2 separate regions of the Homo sapiens genome follow, and region 2 is linked to region 1. Evidence: chromatin loops called from intact Hi-C (ENCODE). Cell type or tissue: GM12878. All regions are shown on one strand. Each heading gives the region's core, and the rest is flanking DNA. Links, peaks and the distances in the headings are about the cores only. Region 1 holds the start of MRTFB (myocardin related transcription factor B). Region 2 overlaps MRTFB (myocardin related transcription factor B).

Region 1 (5,375 bases), core at 276-5,275:
GGGGGACACCGCTGGCATTTAGGGTTTGGGGGGCCTGGATCTAAAAGACTTCACACAACACATAGGTGGGACAGATCTGTATAATGAAGATTCGCCTGGTACGAGAGTCTTTCAAATGAACGGGCAGATTAAGCCCACTATAAACTGGCATTACTTTACAATATTTAAAAGTTTTTATAAGAAATTGCAGGGAAACTCCAGTAATGTAGGAGAAAGTAGCAAGGGAAGCTTAAATAGAGTAAGGGAAAACTGTCTAAACATTAGCGATCGTTTCCTCACACCACACACCGTTAACATACAATTGTAGTATCAGAATACTGAGCATATACAAACAAGTGAGATACTGATATTGAACCAAAAATTTTCAACCTTGTTAATATTTTATTAATTATTACCAATGGTAATTGTTAGGAAGCCAGTATTGTCCCTTCGAGTGTGTGACACAAAAAATTCTACAATATAGTTTAAAAATATGGATCCATGGAGGGCTTGTGCTAATATTTACGTATTTATTGAGACAGTCTGTTATTTGTCTTGCCATGTTATCCCTAGTTCAATCTAGGTTGTTTCTCTCTTTAATTCGCAAGAAACAGGTTATGCCAACCTAGGTGTTTTTCCCAACCTCCGTCTGTATCTCTGCTCTTTCCCTGAAGTAGCGGCCTCACTCTGTAGCCCAGGCTGGAGGGCAGTGGTGCAATCACAGCTCACTGCAGCCTTTAACTCCTGGGCTCAAGAGATCCCCTCACCTCAGCCTCCCAAGCAGCTGAGACTACAGGTGTGCGCCACCACACCACGCTAATTTTTTCTTTTTTTGTACAGGTGGGATCTCGCTATATTGCCCAGGCTTGCTCTTGTTTGAAATAGCTCCTCCTAATTTTTTTTAACCAATACAAATGTACTCATTAGAAGCTGGCACAAGCACCCCAGTATATACTGTCTTCCAGCACAAGAGTATGTCCTAGATGTGAATGGTACAGCAACATCTGTCATATACTGTTCTCTATTTCGCCCTTACGCTTCAATCAAACCATCATACTGCTTTTCAAGGATGTGTGTAGGGAGGTCACATTGTTTATGAATTTCATTTCAGGGTAGTAAAGAGGGCTTTATACATGTTTGCTGCAAAGGGGAAGAAGGGACCTTGATTCTGACGAGGTTGAGAACCACTGTTCCCAAGAGTGGAATCGCGTGCTGAAACAAAAATCGAACTTTTAGAGAAGAGTTTCCTTTGCCTAAGGCAAGCCCTGGGCTCCAATATTCCACTTCATTGGGCCTGACACCCCACTACCAGCACACGCCCGCTGCTCTCAGCCCACCTCTGCTTCCAAGCAGGGCCAAACAATGGTTCTTGACCACTTGGGGATCGGGGACCCTTTTAGGAACGAGACAAAAGCCCTGGAAAAACTCTCTCCCAAGAAACCCATATACCAAGCTGCATCCAACTTCAGGGCGCTCCCAGACACCCCCTCTGAAGCCTGGTCGGGACCCCAGGAGAAAAGGGCTGAGGGGAGTGGGAGGTGGGAAGAGGAAGGGGGCGCAGGGGTCCCGGTCCCCTCCCACCGCCTCCTCGCAGTGTGGCTCTGGCCCGGGCGCTCCACCTCTCTGTGCAGCCCCGGCGTGCAAGCGCGCAACTTAAGTGCCCGGCACACAGCAGAGGCTCCATAAACGCCGCTGCCACTGTCAGCAGGGCCAACTCTGCAGTCGAGATGGACACTGAGGCGGCCCCGGGGTCGCGCCCGGGCGCGAGGACCGGTTGAAGGAGGCACCGGCCCGCGGCCCCGGCCGCCCCGCCCCGCGCGAGTCCCGGGGACGGTGCGGACCAAACGGCGCCGCAGCTGCTGCGGGGACGAACAGGGATGGCTGCCTGGGACGCGGGATGTTCACCAGGCCCGCTCCCCCACCCAGCCCTCGGTCTCGGCCGCTCTCACCCGGCCTCAGCCCCCAACGGCCGCCACCGCCCGCCGCTCACCTCCCCGGCCGCCGCCGCCGCCGCTCCCGCCGCCGCCGCGCGATCTCGCGAGACTTCGCTCCCCTCGGCACTCCCCCTCCTCCCCGCGGCGCGCGCGGACCCCAGGCTAGAAGCGGCTCGGCGCGCTCCCCGGACGCTGCCCACCCCGCCTCAAGGGTCAAGCCCGGCCTCTCTCGCTGCTCGCCCCCGACTCCGTCCCTGCGTGCACTCCGCCCACTCCCGTGACTGGGAAGGGTTAAAGCCCAGGTGCGAGGCGGCCGCCTCCTTCTCACCTGGCCGGCCGGGTGCGCGTGCGCATGCGCATGTCCGGGGCTCGGCCCTGAGCCTCTGCAAAGGCTTGGACGGTGGCGACAAAGGTGACCGCTGCCACCCGTCCTGAGTGCTCGCTGCGCGCCGAGCACTTAACAGCCCCCTTCGGTCCTCACACTGCCCTCCAAAGTGGGTATTACCAGCCTCCCCATTCTAGAGAGAGGAAAAATGGAGGCCTGGCAAGGAAAGTACAGTAATGGCTCCATGTCACACAGCCAGGAATTGGCTGAGCCAGTGTTGGGATCTGGGGTTGTCTGATGCCCAGCCCAAAACCCATTTCTGCACCTCAGTGACAGCCCCCAGGCCCTGTCCCTCTTTCCGTTCAAGGCTCAAGGCGCTGCCTCTCAGCCGCAGTCTTCATTCTCTCCCAACATTCACCAAGGTGAGAGGAGGAGCTCCTGGGAAGTCATTTGCTACAATCTGTTTTCAATGGAGCTGGCGACAGTAAAGTGCTTCTCCCTCACTTTACAAACTTCCCAAGGCCTGTGAAGCCCCTGTGCCACTCCCTGTGCAGCTCTGAAGACTGTGTGACTATTTTTATGCGGTTCTGTCTCCTCCTTAGACTGGTGGCGTTTTGCTGGTAGAGAGCATGATGGAATGGCACACAGGACAGAGAATCAGAATGTACATGATGTTAGCACACAGAAAAGTGTGACTTCTTCCCAGGAGTAAGTCTTAATGAAATAATAATTGTTTGTAAAGAGGAAGGGCTAACATTTATTGCGGGCATATCAAGGTCATACCAATCTTCTTGCAATCCTGGAGGTGGAGAAAGTAGCCTGTTTCCATTGTGAAATAGGATTTGAACCTGGGTCTGAGTCCGGAGCCCAGCACTACCTTGTAGGTAGGTCCTGTTCTGCAAGCAAGCGAGCATGAGCTAGCTCATCTGGGCCGGCTGCTGTAAGATCAGGAGCCCTGGAGGTTCTAGGTAGCCTTCCACCTGCAACAGCGTCTGCATGGGCTTACCCAGCCCACCTGATAATCACATCAATGTCAGCAAGTGCTGGCCTGCCCATGCTCCAAACCTGTCCACTCTCCCCGGAACCAATTGCTGTGTACAGGCCAGAGCATGTGGGTGCCCTTGCATGTTTCAACCTCACTCAACTCACCAGATGGAGGAAGTGGGTGAAGAAGGAAAATCACACCTGCTGGGCAGCTACAAAGTGCTGAGCCCTGCTCCAGGTGCTGTCTATTTATTAATTTATTTAGCCCTCCCAACAACCCTGTATTAGGGTTCTCCAGAGAAACACAGCTACTAGGTTCTAGATAGATGTAGGCTGGGCAAGGTTGCTCATTCCTGTAATCCCAGCACCTTAGGAGGTCCAGTCAGGAGGATCACTTGAGCCTAGGAGTTTTAGACCAGCCTGGGTAACACAGTGAGACCCCGTCTCTACAAAAAATAAAAAGAATTGGGCATGGTGGCACATGCCTGGAGTTCCAGTTACTCTGGAGGCTGATGTGAGAGGATCTCTTGAGCCCAGGAGTCGAGGCTGCAGTGAGCTCTGACTGTGCCACTGCCCTCCAGTCTGGACAACAGAGTGAGACCCTGTCTCTAAAAAAGAAAAAACTATATAGATTCATAAGAGGGGATGTATGATGGCAGCTGAGAAGTCCTACGATGTGCCATCTCCAAACTGGAAAGCCAGGGAAACTGGTGACATAGCTCAGTCGCAGTTGTGGCCCGAGAACCAGGGAATCTGATGGTGTAACTCTCAGTTCGAGGCTACAGGCCTGAGAACTTGGGAGCCACTGGAGCGAGTCCTAGAGTCCAAAGCTGGAGAACCTGGGCTGGGCGCAGTGGCTCATGCCTGTAATCCCAGCACTTTGGGAGGCTGACGCAGGTGGATCACCTGAGGTCAGGAGTTCAAGACCAGCCTGGCCAACATGGTGAAACCCCGTTCTCTACTACAAATACAAAAATTAGCCAGGTGTGGTGATGGGTGCCTGTAATCCCAGCTACTGGGGAGGCTGAGGCAGGAGAATCGCTTGAACCTGGGAAGAGGAGGTTGCACTGAGCTGAGATTGCATTATTGAACTCCAGCCTGGGCATCAAGTGAGACTGTCTCAAAAAAAAAAAAAAAAAAAAAAAAAAAGCTGGAGAATCTGGAGTTCTGGTGTCGAGGGACAGGAGAAGATAGTGTCCTGGCTCCGGAAGAGAAAGAGAGAATTTGTCTTTCTTCTACTGTTCTATCCAGGCCCTCAACTGATGGCGATGAAGGCAGATCTTCCTTACTCAGTCACTGATTCAAACACCAATCTCTTCTGGCAACACCCACACAGACACACCCAGAAGTAATGCTCTACCAGCCATCTGGGTATCCTTTAATCCAGCCAAACGGATGCCTAAAATCAACCGTCACAAATCCCCTGTGGAAGTTATGGTTGTCCCCATTTTACAGATGAGAAAACCAGGAACATAAGAGGTGAGAGGACATGCCCAACAACACACACAGCAACACGCAACGACACACACAACACGCAACGACACACAACAACACGCAACAACACACAGTTGGCAAGTGGTTGGTTCCACCCCAGATCAGCCTGTTTCCAAATGCACAAACTTTGCCTTTCGTGACCAACAAGGCTATTCCCTACCTCAAAAGCCTTTATCTTTATGAAACAGAAAATCCCCAAATCCCCTGAGGTCAGGACTCCAGTGTAAGATGCTGTTATGTTCTCCTCCGGGTGGCCAGTGCCTCAGTGTTCTCATCTAACATAAGAACATGAGTAGGGAAAATTAACCAACTTAATATATGTGAAGCATACGGAAAAGTGCCTTACAAGATTAAGCACTCAGTAAATCAAAGCTGTTATTACCATGGGTGGATTCTTTGTGATATTTTATCCTTTCCTCATTGCCCAGTAGAAATAGCAATTCAAGTAGGAGGATGGGCTCATATACAGAAATAAAATTAGTTTTTAGGCCAGCTGTGGTGGCTCATGCCTGTAATCCCAGCAGTTTGGGAGGCCGAGGTGAGAGGATCACCTGGGGACAGAAGTTCGACACCAGCCTGGCCAACATGTTGAATCCCCATCTCTACTAAAAATACAAAAATTACCCAGGCATGGTGGCGGGCGGCTGTAGTCTCAGCTA
Region 2 (5,375 bases), core at 52-5,051, 51 kb before region 1:
CTTTGAAAACTGGCACAAGACAAGGATGCCCTCTCTCACCACTCCTATTCAACACAGTATTGGAAGTTCTGGCCAGAGCAATCAGGCAAGAGAAAGAAATAAAGGGTATTCGAATAGGAAAAGAGGAAGTCAAATTGTCTCTGTTTGCAGATAACATGATTATATATTTAGAAAACCCCATCATCTCAGCCCGAAATCTCCTTAAGCTGATAAGCAACTTCAGCAAAGTCTCAGGATACAAAATCAATGTGCAAAAATCACAAGTATTCTTATACACCAATAACAGACAGAGAGCCAAATCATGAGTGAACTCCCATTCACAATTGCTACTGAAAGAATAAAATACCTAGGAATACAACTTACAAGGGATGTGAGGGATCTCTTCAAGGAGAACTAGAAACCACTGCTCAAGGAAATAAGAGAGGGCAAAAACAAATGGAAAAACATTCCATGCTCATGGATAGGAAGAATCAATATCGTGAAAATGGCCACACTGCCCTAAGTAATTTATAGATTCAATGCTATCCCCATCAAGATACCATTGACTTTCTTCACAGAATTGGAAAAAACTACTTTAAACTTCATATGGAACCCAAAAGGAGCCCTCATAGCCAAGACAATCCTAAGCAAAAAGAACAAAGCTGGAGGCATCACACTACCTGACTTCAAACTATATGACAGGGCTAGTAACCAAAACAGCATGGTACTAGTACCAAAACAGATATATAGACCAATGGAACAGAACAGAGGCCTCAGAAATAAGACCATACATCAACAACCTGACAAACCTATACAAACAAGCAATGGGGAAAGGATTCCCTATTTAATAAATGGTGTTGGGAAAACTGGCTAGCCACATGCAGAAAACTGAAACTGGGCCCCTTCCTTACATCTTATACAAAAATTAACTCAAGATAGATTAAAGACTTAAATGTAAGACCTAAAACCATAAAAATTCTAGAAGAAAACCTAGGCAATACCATTTAGGACATAGGCATGGCAAGGACTTCATGTCTAAAACACCAAAAGCAACGGCAACAAAAGCCAATGGCATCTAATTAAACTAAAGAGCTTGTGAACAGCAAAAGAAACTATCATCAGAGTGAACAGGCAACCTACAGAATGGGAGAAAATTTTTGCAATCTATCCATCTGACAAAGGGCTAATATCCAGAATCTACAAAGAACTTAAACAAATTTACAAGAAAAAAACAAACAACCCCATCAAAAAGTGAGCAAAGGGTGTGAACCGACACTTCTCAAAAGAAGATATTTATGCAGCCAACAAACATATGAAAAAATGCTCGTCATCACTGGTCATTAGAGAAATGCAAATCAAAACTACAATGAGATACCATCTCACGCCAGTAAGAATGGTGATCATTAAAAAGTCAGGAAACAACAGATGCTGGAGAGGATGTGGAGAAATAGGAATGCTTTTACACTGTTGGTGGGAGTGTAAATTAGTTCAACCATTGTCGAAGACAGTGTGGTGATTCCTCAAGGATCTAGAACTAGAAATACAATTAGACCCAGCAATCCCATTACTGTGTATATACCCAAAGGATTATAAATCATTCTACTATAAAGACACATGCACACATATGTTTACTGTGGCACTATTCACAATAGCAAAGACTTGAAACCAACCCAAATGTCCGTCAATGATAGACTGGATAAAGAAAATAAATGTGGCACATATATACACCACGGAATACTATGCAGCCATAAAAAAGGATGAGTTCATATCCTTTGCAGGGACATGGATGAAGCTGGACACCATCACTCTCAGCAAACTAACATAAGAACAGAAAACCAAACACCGCATGTTCTCACTCATAAGTGGGAGCTGAATAATAAGAACACATGGACACAGGGAGGGAAACATCACACACCAGGGCCTGTTGCAGGGTAGGGGGCTAGGGGAGGGATAGCATTAGGAGAAATACCTAAGGTAGGTGACCGGCTGATGGGTGCAGCAAACCACCATGGCACGTGTATATACATGTAACAAAACTGCATATTCTACACATGTACCCCAGAACTTAAAGTATAATAAAAAAAAAGTTGGTACATTAATTCCACTGAAATTACGCTATTATTGAAAAAAAAAAAACAGATCCATATGTACTGAAAGGGGAAAATGTCCATGATACATAATTAAATAGAAAAAGTTAACTGCTGAACAGAATGTCCTATGTGTATATATATAACACTTACATAGAAAGAACAAGAGAAAGAACGGGGAAGGCAGGGAGAGTGGAGGCAGCCTGGCAGGCTGCATGCCAAAGAAACAGAGACAGGAGGTGAGAAAAAAGGGACAGAGCAGAGGTAAAAGAGAGAAGAAAGTCAGGAGGCTGGTAGAGAGTGACAGAGAATGTACACACCCAACCGGCTATCTCTGAGTGTACCATACAGTAGCTACTCACCACATGTTCTACTTAAATATAAATCAATTACAATTAAATTAAAAAACTCAGTTCTACAATTGCACCTGTCACATTTTAAGGGCTTGACGGCCACATATGGTTAATGGTTACTACACTGATGGTACAAAATAGAACATTTCCATCATTGCAGAAAACTCTATGGGGGAGTGCTATTCTACACCCTTTGGTATTGCGTCAAATTTTTATAATGAGCGTGTGCTACCTTTACAGTCTGCAAAGAGAATAAAGACATTTCCAATTTGAAAAAAACAAAAACAAAAACGCTTTCAGGGCTTTTCCCCTCATTCTGCAACTCTTTTTATACTTCCTTTTCAAACACCACAGAAGCACTAGAGTTTGCATAAGAGGTTAACAATCTAAGTAGTAGTCAATTTTCTCTAACTTATTTAATTTTTACTAACTCAATTCTACTTAATAAGAGTTCAAATGTCACCAAAATAAGGAATACAACAAACATTTGGAGCATCGTGACATCGCTCTTGTTCTTTAAAACAGAAAAAAAGGTCATGTTACTCATTCTCAGCAGAAGCAGAAGTGGTTGACAGAAACCCCTTACAGTTCAGACAAACATTTTAAATGGAAGCTTTTCTTCAAAAGAATAATGGCACTTAAAAATAGCATTCTTTTTTTTTCTGATTCAATTCAGTACAAAGTAGAAAGGGGAAAAAATAAGCCTAAAGCTCAATGTAAAAAAAAAAAAAGCCATATTAACTGAAAAAGAAAATGACAATGCTAAGAACCAGCTTTCAAATGAAGACTGTAACACCAAAGCAAAGAACACTCACAATAACCAGTTTTAAAGAGTTTCTGATGTAAGAGAAATTTGAGGTGAGGTTTTAAGAGAGCAACAGCTTAAAGAAGAGTTAATCAAAAAGACTTCTGGAAAAAATATACTATACATATATATGAGTTTATGTGGAATGCACAAATAACTTCTTGAGACCCTTAATCTTCTTTGAAAAAAACCACTCATTGCTGCTGAAAGATTATAGCCCAGGCCCTACTTCTATATCTACCAGCACCCAGTGACCCATGGTCCCACAGACAGACCTTACCTGTGTCCTCAGAGTTCTCCTCAAAGCCCTCCACAAAATCAAGTCCACCTACTTTCCTAGCACAACCACCCACTATTCTATCCCCCACACACTAAGTTCCAATCATAACCATCCACTCAAGGTTCTTAACAGGGCCTTGCATAATGTATCAATATATAAAGCCACAGTGATTAAGATAGTGCAGAAGTGACACAAGCATATATTATTTTAAAAGAATGTATTATAAACCGATGAAGCTGCCCATGTATACTAAGGAAACTGAATACGTGATAAGGTGGCATCACAAATCAGTGGGGAAAAAGATAAGACTATGCAATCAGTGACACTGGCTTGTGCAACCAGTTTACTCACGTGGAAAATTTTCTCTATCTTATATGCACACACAGAAATAAATTGCACATGGATTAGACCTACACTGAAAAAAAACAGAACAAACTTTTAGAAGGAAACATGGTAGGATCTCTTTATGACCCCAAAGTACTTAGAGAACGGAGGGATTAAACATGATGTAAAAAGCACCAACCATAAATGAACAGACTGACAAGTATGACTTGATTATAATGTGAAACTGGCACCCAACAAAGCATACCACAAAGTGGAAAGATAAGCCATGATGGAGAACATATGTGAACTATGGAAAACAGGAAATGCAAAATATCAACAAAAGGTTAATCTGAGATATATAAGGATATAAACATACATAAGAAAAAGAACATACAAAAGAAAATCTGACAAGCCCCAAAAGAGGAAACGGAAACAGCCAAATAAACATAAGAAGTGATGCCCAAATTCACTAGAAATGAAGGAAATGTACTATTTCACATTGGCAAAAATTTGAAAGTCTGACAGTACCAAGTCTTGGCAAGAATATGAGGCAACAGAAATTCTGAGACAGTGCTGTCAGGAGCTGAAACCTCAAAGCTGCTCTGGAGAATGATCTGGCAACGTCCAGTGAAGCTGAGGAAATGTAGGACCCTACACGTCAGCTGTTCCACCTGCAGGTGCTGTTAAATTCAGTTTAGCCTAAAGCTGCTATGCGAGGCCATTATTTTAGACTAAACTCCTACACTAAGCCCCAACAGACCAAACCAACCAAAATACAATCACTTATACTAAATATGATATAATCAAACTAAAACTTAAAAAAAAATAAGTTTAAAACAGACCAGATTTTTTCTCCTATAAGCAAAAAATTCCAACAAAAAAAGGTTCCCTCTACTCTAACCCTTACAAAAAAATTATCTGAAGTCCTTGTTCCCACCTTGCAAAGTCCACTGGTCTACTATTTCCTAGTAAAATTTAAAACCAAAGTGACATTAATGCCTAAAGTTTTGGTCAATCTCTCAAAAGTGAAATTTTGAGAGACTGATCAAAAAGGAAAAACCATTCAATTAAATTTAGTCTAAACCTGCCTCCTTATGTATTTTAAATTCAGCTTAAAGGTTTCTCTATACATAAGAAACTATAACCTAACTAAATACATAAACAAACTATAACCTACTCTTGTGCCAATCACCTAGTTTCAGCCAATCAGAGGCAGCCAACTGCCAAACTATATTCAAATAAGACCAACAATGAACTATAACCAATCCGACGGTTTCTGCACCTCACTTCCATTTTCTGTATGGCACCTTTCTTTTTCTGTCCATAAATCTTCAACCACGTGACTATACTAATCCTAGCTTCTCTAATCCTGGTCTAGTTTGGGGGCTGCCCGATTCACAAACTGTTCTTCATTCAATTAAATTCTATTATATTTAATTTGTCTAAGGTTTTTCTTTTAACAGTACAAACCCTAGAAAAGCTGTCAAACATGCACGAGACACATACCACAATGTTGAAAATAACCAAAACCTCTCATTGACAGAAGA

What was found. Peaks named below come from ENCODE experiments on the same cell type or tissue, not always from the same donor. Only the 100,000 strongest peaks of a DNase experiment are listed, where the experiment ranks them.
Region 2: it touches region 1 in a loop (2.1-fold over the local background); 5 of 110 quality-filtered maps call a loop at or near these places.

What each region holds. Positions count from the first base shown.
Region 1 is chr16:14,067,960-14,073,334 of GRCh38, reverse strand. It overlaps MRTFB (myocardin related transcription factor B), which reads right to left and starts at 2,016. Exons shown (of 17, transcript NM_001308142.2): 1 at 1,970-2,016. RefSeq lists silencers at 1,552-1,631, 1,772-2,241. In GM12878, for the core only: no CTCF peak of the experiment used is centred there; a DNase peak (open chromatin) is centred at 2,244; H3K4me3 peaks cover 1,908 bases; H3K27ac peaks cover 1,261 bases.
Region 2 is chr16:14,118,979-14,124,353 of GRCh38, reverse strand. The region is part of intron 2 of MRTFB (myocardin related transcription factor B); the gene reads right to left. Among named protein-coding and RNA genes, the nearest start is that of MRTFB, 50 kb to the right of the region's middle. In GM12878, for the core only: no CTCF peak of the experiment used is centred there; a DNase peak (open chromatin) is centred at 2,983; H3K4me3 peaks cover 701 bases; H3K27ac peaks cover 443 bases.